2 separate regions of the Homo sapiens genome follow, and region 2 is linked to region 1. A link is a loop called in an ENCODE intact Hi-C map of the cell type or tissue named here. Cell type or tissue: PC-9. All regions are shown on one strand. Each heading gives the region's core, and the rest is flanking DNA. Links, peaks and the distances in the headings are about the cores only. Region 1 has its middle 39 kb from the start of LIPC. Region 2 has its middle 68 kb from the start of SLTM.

Evidence for each region. A loop is a pair of places that touch in the nucleus more often than their neighbours do. Peaks named below come from ENCODE experiments on the same cell type or tissue, not always from the same donor. Only the 100,000 strongest peaks of a DNase experiment are listed, where the experiment ranks them.
Region 2: a loop joins it to region 1, with 7 times the contacts of the local background. A loop is called at or near these places in 1 of 110 quality-filtered maps.

What each region holds. Positions count from the first base shown.
Region 1 is chr15:58,389,089-58,395,932 of GRCh38, reverse strand. No RefSeq gene overlaps it. Among named protein-coding and RNA genes, the nearest start is that of LIPC, 39 kb to the left of the region's middle. In PC-9, for the core only: no CTCF peak of the experiment used is centred there; DNase peaks (open chromatin) are centred at 2,432, 3,142 and 3,652; H3K4me3 peaks cover 706 bases; H3K27ac peaks cover 4,000 bases.
Region 2 is chr15:58,862,547-58,869,390 of GRCh38, reverse strand. It overlaps the pseudogene ZNF444P1. Among named protein-coding and RNA genes, the nearest start is that of SLTM, 68 kb to the left of the region's middle. In PC-9, for the core only: CTCF peaks have their summits at 2,681 and 2,881; DNase peaks (open chromatin) are centred at 2,990, 3,660 and 4,150; H3K4me3 peaks cover 2,222 bases; H3K27ac peaks cover 2,642 bases.

The DNA of each region.
Region 1 (6,844 bases), core at 1,460-5,459:
TCCAAAACATTCTAGGTGTGCATCCACACAATTGTCAACACATGTTTGACCAGAAACAAACAAGTGGAGTGACCTAAGCCTTTGGTACAGCGAAGAAGGCTCTGGAGTCAGGATGCTTGGGTTGGTATCTAGGTTCTGTCACTTACTAGATATGTGAACTTGGCTGGATCTCAGCTTCCTCATCTGCAAAATGAGAAAATCATTTTGAATGGATAGAATTGTTGAATTAAACTAATGACATTAAATCATGTAATGTAGCACCTCTCAAACTCTAACAAGCACACAAGTCACCTGGGATCACATTAAAACGCAGGTTCTTAGTCAGTAGGTCTAGGGAGTAAGCTGACATTCTGTATTTCTAACAAGCTCTGGGTGATGCCTGCTGGTCTCCAGGCCACACTTGGAGTTATGAGGATGCAAAGTGCCTGCTATGTGAGAAACATTCGATAGTGTTAGTTATTGCTATCCTTCAGGTGGATTTCTCCCTCTTTTTCTTTCCTACCACACCCCCAATGCTCTCGCCCACCTAATCGTCTTCCTTCTTTCCTTCTGCTTTCAAGAAGGCTTCCAGATCTTTCTGCTCTAGCTACACCTTGACAGGCGCTCATGATTGACTGCACATGAACTTACAGCATGTGTGTGTGAGGGAGACGGTGGAGATGCTGCCGTGGCCATACTCAGATTTGGAAAGGTCAGTTCCACTTCCATCATGCCACACACTATGACTTATACTTGTGAATTAAAAACAACTCAGTCTTTTCTGGGTTAAAATGGCCTTTGTAGCAATTAGTCAATTTGAAGTTCAGACTCCCTGTGGGTGATTTCAGAGGGTCTCCCCTCCCTCTGACATTCCTCAGTGCCTTCAAACAAGAGAAGCTTCTGCATCCTCTCTGCTTCAGGGAGAGGTTCCTGGTGAGAGTGCTGTGTGTCCCAGCTTCCTCTGACCTCCAGCGGGACTCTTTCTGGCCATGGCCTCTGTCCTTGTGCACCTGCTACTGACACATTCATGGTGGGGTCCCCTGGGTGTGCTCTTTTAGCACCTTCCGGGCTTGGTGGCTTCCTTGTTGATGTGATGTCCATCTCTGACCTCAATGGCCTTATAGAACCTCTGGCAATCAACTGTGTCACTTGGCGACTCACAATGGCCACTCAAGCCCAGCCCCTTGCTCTCAACTCTGTATCCCTCACTAGCACATTTGAGAACTCCAGACACTTCCACACCACCTGTGAACAGAGATGTTCTGGACCCCTGCTGTGGCCCTCTTCTCTCACACACACCACCCTGTCATTCTGACCTGCTGTGGCTGCCTTGTGTGGTTGGCGTAGGGCAGCATGAGATGGCCAAACAAGAAGCACTGTGGATCCTCCTTGGTGTTCGTCTTTCCCTTCATCCTACCCCAGATTTCCATCTGTCCTTACTCCCTGCCCTGAGTGAGGCTCGGAGGCAGGGCAGGGAGGTCTCTGGAAGCTCCTTCTTCCCATTTCACCCTCTCCGGTCCTCTTCACTTTCTCTGAAGAAGGGCTGCTACTTACCCTTCTGTCTGCTGGAAATTGCCCTACATTATATCTTTCTTCCTTACCCCATAGTCTCCTTTTTCTAGGGAGATCCAGCTGCCCCTTCCCTGAGGCAATAAGTCTCATGCCCTAACCGTAATGGTGGAAAGGAAAGAATTTTGCTTATCGAGAAGGGAAATTAGATTTAAAATGTTTTAAAAATCTTATCCTAAACTATATATAGCTGCTGCATATACAATACACATGAAAAGTGGGCCTCCTTTGCTCTTTCCTTTTGTCCTTAGCATCACTAATCGATCACATTTCATAGCCTCGGAAACCTCCACATAGTGGTCCAGTCATCCAGTAACAATCGACAGGAGCTCACCTTGGAGATGGAAACTCTTTCTATCACTGGTATGGAGTCAAGCCTGCAGAAGGCAAAGCAAATAAGCTGAATCTACCCCTTATGTCCAAATAGGCAATGGAAGTTTTAAATTTGGGAACTATATAATTGGAAATGGCTTTAATGTTTGAAATAATTACTACATCCCTGCAAAATGGTCATGCAGCCTCTGCTTGCATAACTCTAATGATGGGAAACTCACTACTCCTTGACAGGGGATTATATTTTTAGACTATTCTAAGTAGCAGAAAAACATTTGGTATGTTGCACTGAAACCTGCTCTCTGCAACTTGCTCCTACACATAGCATATTTAATTCCTGTCCACACTGTCAGCCCTGCAGATATTTGAAGGCAGCCACTCTGGGCCCTATTAGCTTCTCCTTTCTAGGTTCAGTCTACCCAGTCCTTTTCAGTGGCCGAGCCTCCAGCCCCATTCACCATTAAGGATCCTCTCAATCCTTTCCCGTTTAATGAGCCGTTAAAAGTCAGGGAGGTAACTTTGACGGAGGAACCACCCACCTCATTTTTTTTAAAACTGGAAATAAATTGCACATAAAGGTGCTGATTGCTCAGAAGTGTAAAAGTGCCTGCCTTCTGCAGACTGACACTGTGTTCTCAGAATCTGTGGGTCATCCTGCTGTGTACATTGCATTTTTTCTCTCCCTACAACGCACACACACACACACACACACACACTCACACACACCCACACCCACCCTAGTGGGAATCATTTCTCAGCTGGCTACTCAAAGCAGCAGCCTGCACATGCTTGCTTTATTGCTTCCTTGTCCAAACTACAGATTTAACAAGGAGGTTGCAGGGGAAAATGTTTTCAGCTTGAATAGTGACATTGAAATCCTTGAGTTTTGAGAGATCTGTGAAAACAGGCTATTGAAAAGAGTTGGGAAAGTCCTGAAAGGGGCTTGCTAATGTTGGTGATACCCCACAATGAAGAGCTCAGAAGCAAAAGTTTTTTTTTGATCTTCTGCTCTCCTGTCTCTTAGTCTCCTTCTCCACCAAGGCTAGATATAGAAACTAGCTTCTTCCCCAAGGCAGGTCCTAGAAACCAGAACCCCCTTTCCCCAAAGGCAGCCCTGTGACCTAAAAATACTACTCTAACTCCCCGCTTCCCCTCTCCCCACCTTTCTGCATAAAAACTGGCCACAAAGAAATTATCTGATCTACCTTGTTTGACTGTAGGTCATAAGACCGCAATTCCAGAGAAGGCCCTGCCCCAAACCCAGAAGGAAGGAATGCGTGCTCAGAGAGGCTAAGAATCCAGACAGGCCTTGCTAGGTTTCCCCAAGCAGTCTTTAGCATTAGATCATAGCTTTTTTATCCCATCGTATTTCTACACACTGTCCGTCCTTTGTTGAACCTAAGCATAAAAACAGACAATTTCCCCTGTATCTTTGGGTCTTCACTGGGAAGGCTCCCATGTCATTGTAAAACTGTAATCAAATAAATTTTATATGCCTTTCAATAAATCTGCCTTTTGTGAGTGGATTTTTCAGGAAATCCTTTAGAGGGCAAAGGGAAAGTTTTCCCCTGGGCCGTATGCTAATTCCCCTTTCATTTTGCCACCCCCAGATGAGTTGATGCTGCTTATTCAGGTGGTGAATTCAGCAGAAACCTGTAGGCTAGGGCTAAGGAACCTTCATTAAAAAGGATGACGATAATAAAAACAGCCAACATGACTGAGCATATTCTGTGTGCCTCGTCCTGTCCTGTCTGCTTTACCCTTACAAGCCAATTTAATATTCACAAGTCCAGCCCCTTGCCCAAGGTCATGAACTAATAAGTGGTGGAGTCAGTGTGAGCCTATAGTAGACTGTGAGATGCTTAGTGACAGAAACACCATCAGAAGCTTTCCCTGAGTTCTCCCACACACCCAGAACAGTGTTTCTCAACCAGAGCCCATGCTGTAAACACCATGGGCTACCATGCACTGGCGGTATTGTCTATAATAACACCCAGCCCATGTCAAAAGGTATAATAAGTAAGCAGATTTACCAAAGTATTAAGCAAAAATATCCCCAAGTTTATGGTTAACGTCTCCATGTCTCATTTCCTTTATCTGTAAAATGGTGCTAATATAAATCAGTGGTGCTATTTATATAAATATAAATGGTGCTAAATACAATTTTTTCCTACTCCCCTTCCCCAAAACATATAGTCAGTTGTTTTTGAAACCAAACTACATTATTCAGTCAAATTTGATACTGAGTTCTGTTCTACTAAGATCTCCTTGGTCTGAAGCATTTCTTTAGGTTTTGCCAGTGAGATCAGTCTTCTCGGACCTCTCGTGAGTGCCATACTTCTGTAGCTTTTCCCTTTCTGAAATGTCTCCTGTTCTCCTCCTCCCTGCCCATCCGAGTTCTACCCATACTTACAAGTGTCTACTAAGCCCATCTCCTCCATGAACCCCCTAACTACCCCACACCCCTTTGAGCTGTCATTTGTCTTCCTGTGAACACGAGCCAGTTGTATTCCATCAACAAACATTTTGAGCATTTTTTATGGGCCCAGAATGATTCCAGATCAGAATTTCTCCACCTCAGCACTATTGACAATTTGGGTAGGATAATCCTATGTTGTGGGGGCTGTCCCAAGCATTGTAAGACATTTAACAGCATCCTGACCTCTTCCCACTTGATTCCAGTAACATCTACCATGACCCAGTCGTGACCATCAAAATGTGTCTGGACATTGCCAAATGTCCCCCCGAGGGCAAAGTTGCCCTGATTGAGAAACACTGTTCTGGATATGTGGGAGAACACAGGGAAAACTCCGGATGGTGTTTCTACTGCTAAGGGTCTCGTAGTGTACTTAGGAGTCAATATTAACCGTCATGAATCAATACGTGGTCAGTTAAGTACTAACTTGTGAAATATACTGCAATCTAATTTTTAGCTAATCTTGTAATTTTCTTTTTTGAGGGAGGGGTAGACAGAAATGGAAGCAAACTCTATTAGAAAAAGAAGATTGCTTTCATTGGGGAAGGAGAAGCATGTGGAATATTGAAGGAAGAAGAATTGTAGTTACTCTATCCGGTTTGTCCTGGATAAGTGCAATTCTTCAGAAGTTATTACTTTTTGAGTATTGAGAGATACGTTAATGGGAGAAAAATCACCCATATATCTCAGCTCTACTGACTTACTCTAGTGAGCAACAAATCTTCTGTTTAATTCCGTTTATAAATTCAACTTGAGTCCTGATCGTTTTGAGGAATTAAACGGTTCTTCAAGTGAATCCATAACCCAGTGTTGCCCTGGACATATTTAATAGCAGATTCTGGGTGTGTAAGATTAAGAGACACAATCCTTCAGTCTTTTCCCAAACAGTTTTATTACTAAAATGATTCATGCACTGGAAGTCATTGAAATTGATCAGTGGTGATTTATATTCCTGGCAGACAGTGCTTTTGAGGTTCTTTTCCTTAGTTGTGAAGTGTCAGTTGTCCAATGAAAGTTGCCAGTTGTTCAATGAAAATTTTGTCCCATTCTATAAGAAATTCACAATCCCAAAAACATTCTAAAGCCTGCAGAGAGCTGAGAGGTGACTCTGGATGCTGGTTTCAGCGAGCTGTACGTGGCTGAATATATAATGCAATAAAGCTAATCTGAGACACAATGTGACAATCAGTAGCAATTCAATGTGTGCTGAATGAAAGATTTAATATTAGCTTAGTGTTGCGACAAGATGCAAGACACAAGTCAATTTAGGGATGGAAGCCTTTCAACTGGATTTAGCAATCATCCAAAACTGGTTGCTGGATCTGGCAGAACTCAAACTTGGGCTCCAGCACCTCCACTCTCCTAGTGTCCATTGTCATTTGTGAAGTGGGGCTGATGTAAGTTAAAAGAGTTTATTTCTGCCTTAGCAAGTTACAGAGCTGTTGGACTGGAAGGGAGTTGGGAGTTACCTGGTTGAACTCCTCATTTTGTGAGCAAGGAATTGCAGGTCAAGAGTGATGATACAATGATTATAATTAAAAAATTAACATACACAGAGTGTTATTGTTTGCTAGATACTCCACTGAGTGCTGTACAGACATCGTCTCACTTTATCCCTAGGAAGTGGAACTATTATGAGCCCATTGTTACAGATGAGGAAACTGATGATCAGAAATTTTAGTCACTTGCCCAAAGTCACACTAAAAGTTAAGAGCTGACAGTATTCAATCCCAGGATTCTTCTTCATGCTCTCTTGACTTTGCCACTGGGGTTTCTCATTGTAAAGCCTCTTTCACTCTTTCTCTGCCTTCTTTCCTCCTTCCCTCAACACAAGGGCACTGAACACTTCAGCTGGATCAGGGTCTGGGAAAGCAGCTTCCTGCATTCCAGAGCTAATAGTGCAGTGTGGGAGGCAAATCCAGGACAGAGGAATGCAGCAGTTCATGTTTGTCAGCTCCAGTCTTTCTCAGAAGAAGCATGTCCAGCACTTTGGGAGGCCGAGGCGGGCGGGTCACAAGGTCAGGAGATCGAGACCATCCTGGCTAACATGGTGAAACCCCGTCTCTACTGAAAATACAAAAAATTAGCAGGGCGTGGTGGCGGGTGCCTGCAGTCCCAGCTACTTGGGAGGCTGAGGCAGGAGAATCACTTGAACCTAGGAGGCGGAGATTGTCGTGAGCCGAGATAGCGCCACTGCACTCCAGCCTGGGTGACAGAGTGAGAATCCGTCTCAAAAAAAAACCCAAACGCACAAACAAAAAAACCCAAAACAGCAGCATATAAGGAAGGGAGCCCTGAACCTAGGGCCTAGGACAAGCTCTGGTGCCTCTGAGGCCTGTCTGAGCAGGCCAAAGGGCCAGGCTGACCAAGGACGCTGCCACTGGGGTGAACCTTGTCCCTGTGATTTCTCTTTGGGTGGACTGAAAGTCATGGATGTGGGCAGCTGAGGTGATCCTGTAGAGAAATGAGTTTAGTTACTCTGAACAG
Region 2 (6,844 bases), core at 1,022-5,021, 470 kb before region 1:
CACTGCACTCCAGCCTGGGCGACAAACCAAGACTCCGTCTCCAAAAAAAAAAAAAGAAAAAAAAGAAAAAAATCCATTTCTAGTTAACTTATGTATGGCATAAATTAAGGATTAAGGTTCATTTTTATCTATATGTGTACCAGTGCATTCTCACATTACTATAAAATAACTGAGACTGGGTCGTTTATAAAGAAAAGAGGTTTACTTGGCTTATAGTTCTGCAGGCTGTACGGGGAAGCATAGAGGCTTCCACTTCTGGGGAGGCCTCAGAAAATTTACAATCATGGCGGAAGGCGAAGGGGAAGCAGGCACATACCACATGGCCAGAACAAGAGCAAGAGAGCGAAGTGGGGAGGTGCCACACACTTTTAAACAACCACATCTTATGAGAACTGTATCACAAGAACAGCACCAAGAGGATGGTGTTACACCATTCATGAAAGATCCATTCCCATGATCCAGTCACCTCCCAGCAGGCCCCACCTCTGGAGATTACATTTTCACATAAGATTTGGTGGGGACACAGACCCAAACCATATTAATATGGATATCCACTTTTTTCAGTATTATTTGTTGAAAATACTTATTTTCCTGGCCAGGCATGGTGGCTCATGCCTGTAATTCCAGCACTCTGGGAGGTTGAGTTGGGTGGATCGCTTGAGGTTAGGAGTTTGAAACCAGCCTGGCCAACACGGTGAAACCCAAACCAGCCTGGCCAACATGGTGAAACTCCGTCTGTAGTAAAAATTCAAAAATTAGCCAGGCGTGGTGGCGGCCCCCTGTACTCCCATATACTTTGGAGGCTGAGGCAGGGAAAATTGCTTGAACCGGGGAGGCGGAGGTTGTAGTGAGCCGAGATCGCACCACTGCACTCCTGCCTAGGCGACAGCACGAGACTCTGTCTCAAAACAAAACAAAACAAAACAAAACAAAAAAACAAAAAAGAGTATTGAATCTGTCAATCCATAATTAGTGTCTCTCTTCATTTAGTAGACCATAGGCCTTCATTAATATCTCTCAGTAATGTGTTATAATTTTCATTGTATAGGTCTGACACATTTTTCTCTAACTCTCACTGCATCCCAAATGGAAGGGATTGGTTTTATTTTGCAAGATATATACATTAAAAGTGATATATACATTAAAAGCAACAATAACTACCAAGTGTACTTTTACCATCTTTTCCTAAAAGGACATTTTAATGCCAAAGAAACAGATGGCATGAGGTCAGAGCAGTAACAGTGGCTGAAATCTACCTATTTGGCACCCACGCCGGCTCCTGTTCTGAGGAGTCACGAAAACTGGAAAGGCAGTAACCCTGAGGCCGACAAATTCCATGTTAGTTCTATTCCACCTCCAGTTCACCCTGTATTCCTCTCATCTCTATGGCAGACAGAATAATGGCCCAAAGACATACATGGCCTGATCCCCAGAACCTGCCACATGCTGTCTCACAGGCCAACAGGGACTCTGCAGACGGGAAGGAATTAAGCATTGACACGGGGAAACTATCCTAAATTTTCCTGATGGGCTCAATGTCATCACAGGCATCCTATGAAGTGACCACAGGACCTAAGAGGGTCAAGGTCAGAGGAGAGATAGGGAGACGGAAGCAGAAGTTGGAGTGCAGCACTCTGAGGACAGAGGAAGAGCCATGAGCCGAGGAATGCAGGCAGCCTCTAGGACCTGGAAAAGGCAGGAAACGGATTCTCCTCTAGAGCCTCAGGAAGGAACGTGGCTCTGCAAACACCTTGATTTTGGGCGGTGAGACCCATTTTGGACTTCTGACCTCCAGAACGATAACAGATGTGCGTTATTTGTAAGCTGCTGGGTTTGTGGTGATTTGTTACAACCCACTTTAGGGAACACTGACCCGGAAGGAGGGTGAGGATAGAGAAGCCAGAGTCAGCACAGAGGTGCTGGGAGGCGGGAGCAGAGGAGGGGCGAGCTGTATCCCAGACAGTAAGAGGGGAGAGTGTTTGGGGGCTGGTCAGGCTGCATAAGAAGGCAGAGGGACAAGGCCACTGAGTTGGGTGGCGCAGAAGCCAAGTGGCAGCCTTGACAGGAGCTGTTCCCTCTGGAAGAAAGGAAGGACCCCCGGCTGCTGTGGACTGAAGGCTTTTGCTCGCTTTGCCTCACCTAGATGCCCCCTTTCTGCTGCTACATCCCAGCACCCAGCAGGCACTCGGTACACACCTACGATGAACACCCGACTGCTCTGACTCTTCACCCTCCCACCACTGGTGACTCCAGCCTCACTGCTAACACTCCCTTACTCACGGGCCCCTCTGCTGCTCGAGGCGCCTCAGGGCCTTTGCACTGGCTGTTCCCGTGGCCTGGACCACTCTTCTCAGAGGTCTCTGCGTGGCTGCCCGCTGCTCATCACCCAGGCCCCACACAGCCCCCACCGGGCACGTGAGAGTGTCAGGTATTGAAAGGACAATATTTTGAAGACATTAGGGTCAACGAGCAGATTATCAAAACTAAATTCACCTGTTTCTTTTCACTTTTTTTTTTTTTTTTTTTTTTGAGACGGAGTCTCGCTCTGTCGCCCAGGCTGGTGTGCAGTGGCGCGATCTCTGCTCACTGCAAGCTCCGCCTCCCGGGTTCCCACCATTCTCCTGCCTCAGCCTCCCAAGTAGCTGGGACTACAGGCGCCCGCCACCACGCCTGGCTAATTTTTTTGTATTTTTAGTAGAGACGGGGTTTCAACCTGTTTAGCCAGGATGGTCTCGATCTCCTGACCTTGTGATCCGCCCGCCTCGGCCTCCCAAAATGCTGGGATTACAGGCGTGAGCCACCGCGCCCGGCCTCTTTTCACTTTTTTTAACGTGGCGACTAGAACACGTAAGATGGCGTCTGCGGTTCACCTTACACATCCTCCCTGGAGAGCGTACTCTAAACCAGGATGCAAGCTTCCCCTACAGGGCAAGACAGGAAATGCTTCCAGCTTCTCAGGCTCTCTGTCATAGTCACGGTGGCAAGAGTCAGCCACAGATGACGTAAGTGAATGGGTGTGGCTGTGCACCAAGACTTCACAAACACAGTTGCTGGGCTGGGCTGGGCGGGCCCCAGACAGTGAGTCGGCCCATACCTGCTGTGTGAAAGAATCCAAACCTGGGGCCGGGCGCGGTGGCTCACACCTGTAATCCCAGCACTTCGGCAGGCCAAGATTAGGCGGATCACCTGAGGTCAGGAGTTCGAGACCAGCCTGGCCAACAATGGTGAAACCCCATTTCTACTAAAAATACAAAAAATTAGCTGGGCATGGTGGCGGGCGCCTGTAATCCCAGCTACTCAGGAGGCTGAGGCAGGAGAATCACTTGAACCTGGGAGGCGGAGGTTGCAGTGAGTCGAGATAGCGCCACTGCACTCCAGCCTGGGCAACAAGAGCGAAACTCTGTCTCAAAAAAAAAAAAAAAGAAAAAAAAAAGAAATAATAAAAAAAGAAGAATCCAAACCTGCCCAGAGAGAGGCCTGGCTTTTGCCCTCCGCCCTCGGGAAGTCATCTCTGAGCCCTTGGTGTCTCGCGCATGAGGAGGGTCTGACTGCCTGGGGCCCTCAGGCCAGCCCGACAGCAAGATGGATTTGGGGTGGAGTTTGGGCCAGGTGGTATCCTTGAGCTTCCGGGGCTGGAGGCTGAGGTCAGCCACACAGATCGGGGAGGAGTCCCCAGTAAGAACCCGGGACACCAAGATCTGAGGAGGGTCCCTGGCTGGCAACACTCCCTGCGTGCCGGGAGGAGTGAAGGGAGAGGACAGCTGATAACTGGTCTCCGTGGAGCCTTCCGGGCCCTCTTCCTGGCTGCTTCCAGCGCGTCCTTCTCTGTGATAAGCCGTGACTGTGAACATGGCTGTGAGTCCTTCTAGAGAACTCGCAAGTATGCCAAGGTCTTGGGGGCCCTACTGACTTGCAGCTGGTGTTGGATGGAGCCCCACATGGACTGTCCCTCCTTGCTGCGCCATGGCCTCCCCACCGTGGGTCACACTGGTTTTCGGGGGCTAAGCAGCGGTTTTCCCTCCGCTTCCTCCTGGCTTCCCCGCTCCCCTGCCTCCTCCCCTCCCCCGTCGCAGCCCCGTCAGGCTCACCCAGAACTCTTCCAGCAGGGCCACCGCCTCCTCCCAGCTTAGCGGCTGACGGCTGCACACCCAGGCCTGCGTGTCGGCTGGCAGCGCGCTCAGAAACTGCTCCAGCACCAGCAGCTCCAGCATCTGCTCCTTGGTGTGCACCTCGGGCCGCAGCCGGTCCCGGCACAGGGCGCGTAGCAGCCCCAGCGCCTCGTGCGGGCCCGGCGCCTCGCCCAGGTGGAAGCGGCGGAAGCGGTGCCACGAGGAGCCCAGCGCCAGGCCCTCGGCCTCCTGCTTCAGCGGCACCGTCAGCTCCATGGGGCCTCCTGGACGGCAGCGCCTGCCCCGCGTGGCCCAGGGTGCAAAGAGGTCTCTGTGAGGGGCGGCGCTCACTCGGGCGGTGAGGAAAGGGTGTCTGTCTCGTGGGATCCCACGGAGTCAAGTGCCGGCTCTGCCCCTCGTTGGGCCCCTTCCGCGGCTTCTGTACCTCAGTCCTGCAGCTCCTCCCGCAGCCTGTCCTACAGCACAAAGGCTCTGGAGCAAATTCCAGCTCTGCCTCCCACCAGCTCTGTGTCCTTGGACAAGGTACAAGGCACCTTTTGTAATACACTGTCTCTCCATGTCCTTGGCTCACTCTCTCAGGCGAGGCCTCCCAAGCCTCTTTACCTCCGCGCACATGTGCACAGAGCTCACCGGAACTCCTCTTACACATTTTTGATTATTCGTTGCTGGTACCTAGAAATACTATTTTTGTGTATTGATCCTTCTAGCCAGTGACTTTGCAGAATTTACTTATTAATTCTAGTAGCTTTACTTTAGATGACTTAGGGTTTTCCATGTATACGATCATGTCTTCTGGGAATAAAGGCAGCATTATATCCTCCTTACCAATTTCAATGCCTTTTCTCTCCCTTGCCTTGCTGCATTGGCTGGTGTCTCCAATAGAGTGTCGAAAAGAAGTGCCGAGGGTAGACATTCTTGCACAGTTCCCAATTTTAGAAAGAAAGCATTCGGGCTTTCACCATCATTAAGTGTGGTGTCAACCTTGAGTTTGTCACTTACACCCTTTATGAGGCTGAGGAAATTCCCTTCTGTTCCTAAAATGCTCAGTTTTTATTACAAATGGGTATTAAATTCTGTCAAGGGCCGGGCGCAGTGGCTTACGCCTGTAATCCCAGCATTTTGAGAGGCCTAGGTGGGCGGAGTTTGAGACCAGCCTGGCCAACATAGTGAAACCCCGTCTCTACTAAAAATTCAAAAAAAAAAAAAAAAAAAAAAAAAAAAGCCAGGCGTGGTGGCACTGGCCTGTACTCCCAGCTACTTGGGAGGCTGAGGCAGGAGAATCTCTTGAACCCAGGAGGCGGAGGTTGTGGTGAGCGGATATTGAGGCATTGCACTCCAGCCTGGGCAACAGAGTGAGACTCGATCTAAAAAAAAAAAAAAAATTCTGTCAAATGCTTTTTCTATATCTGTTGAGATGATATGATGGTATTGACAGGGGTTTTCCCCTTCATTCTGTTAATATGGTGAATTACATTGATATTAAAATATTAAACCAATCTTGTAAGTCAGGGAAAATTGACACTTGGTTATGGTTATATATATATATATCTTACTGGATTTGATTTGTTAAAATTAAAAACTTTTCTTTTTCGAAACCACTTTATTGGCCTGGTGCAGTGGTGCACGTCTGTAATCACAGGACTTTGGGAGGCTGAGTTGGAGACCAACATGGACAACATGACGAAACTCTGTCTCCACTAAAAATACAAAAATTAGCTGGGGGTGGTGGTGCACGCCTGTAGTCCCAGCTACTCAGGAGGCTGAGGTGGAAGTCACTTGAGCCCAGGAGGTCAAAGCTGCAGTGAGCTAAGATCCCACCAGTGTACCCCAGCCTGGGAGACAGAGCAAGACCTTATCTCAAAACAAACAAACAAAAAACAAAGCAACAACAACAACAAAAAAGCTGCTGCAGTGGCTCACGTCTGTAATCCCAACACTTTGGGAGCGTGGGGGGGGGCGGGGGGGGTGGATCACCTGAGGTCAGGAGTTCGAGACCAGCCTGGCCAACATGGTGAAACTCTGTCTATACTGAAAATACAGAATTAGCCAGGTGTGGTGGCACACACATGTAGTCCCAGGTACTCGGGAGGCTGAGACAGGAGAATCTCTTGAACCCAGGAGGTGGAGACTGCAGTGAGCTGAGATTCCACCACTGCACTCCAGCCTGGGCAAGACAGAGCAAGACTCTGTCTCAAAAACAAAACACATACACACACACACACACACACACACACACACACAACCAGATTATTTTATTGAGATAGAATTCATATGCCATACAATTCAATTCACCCACTTAAAGTGTACAATTATTTTAGTATATCGTCAGATACACACAACTATCACCACAATGATTTTTAGAACATTTTCATCACCTCATGAAGAAATCCTATACTTTTCTCTTTATTTTGAGACAGAGTTTGGCTCTTGTTGGCCGGGCTGGAGGGCTGGGATTACAGGCGTGAGCCACCACCGCACCTGGCCAGAAATCCTATACTCTTTAGCTGTCACTGTTGACCCTCTCTCCCCGAGGCATAAACATCCACTAATCTACCTTATCTTCAGAGTTTACTGTAGAGATTTTATTAAATGAAATAATATAAAATGTTATCTTTGCGACTGGCTTTTTTCCCTTAGCATGATGTTTTCAAGGCTCATCTGTGTTGTGGTATACAGCAGTACTTCATTTCTTTCTCGATTTGAATAATGTTCCA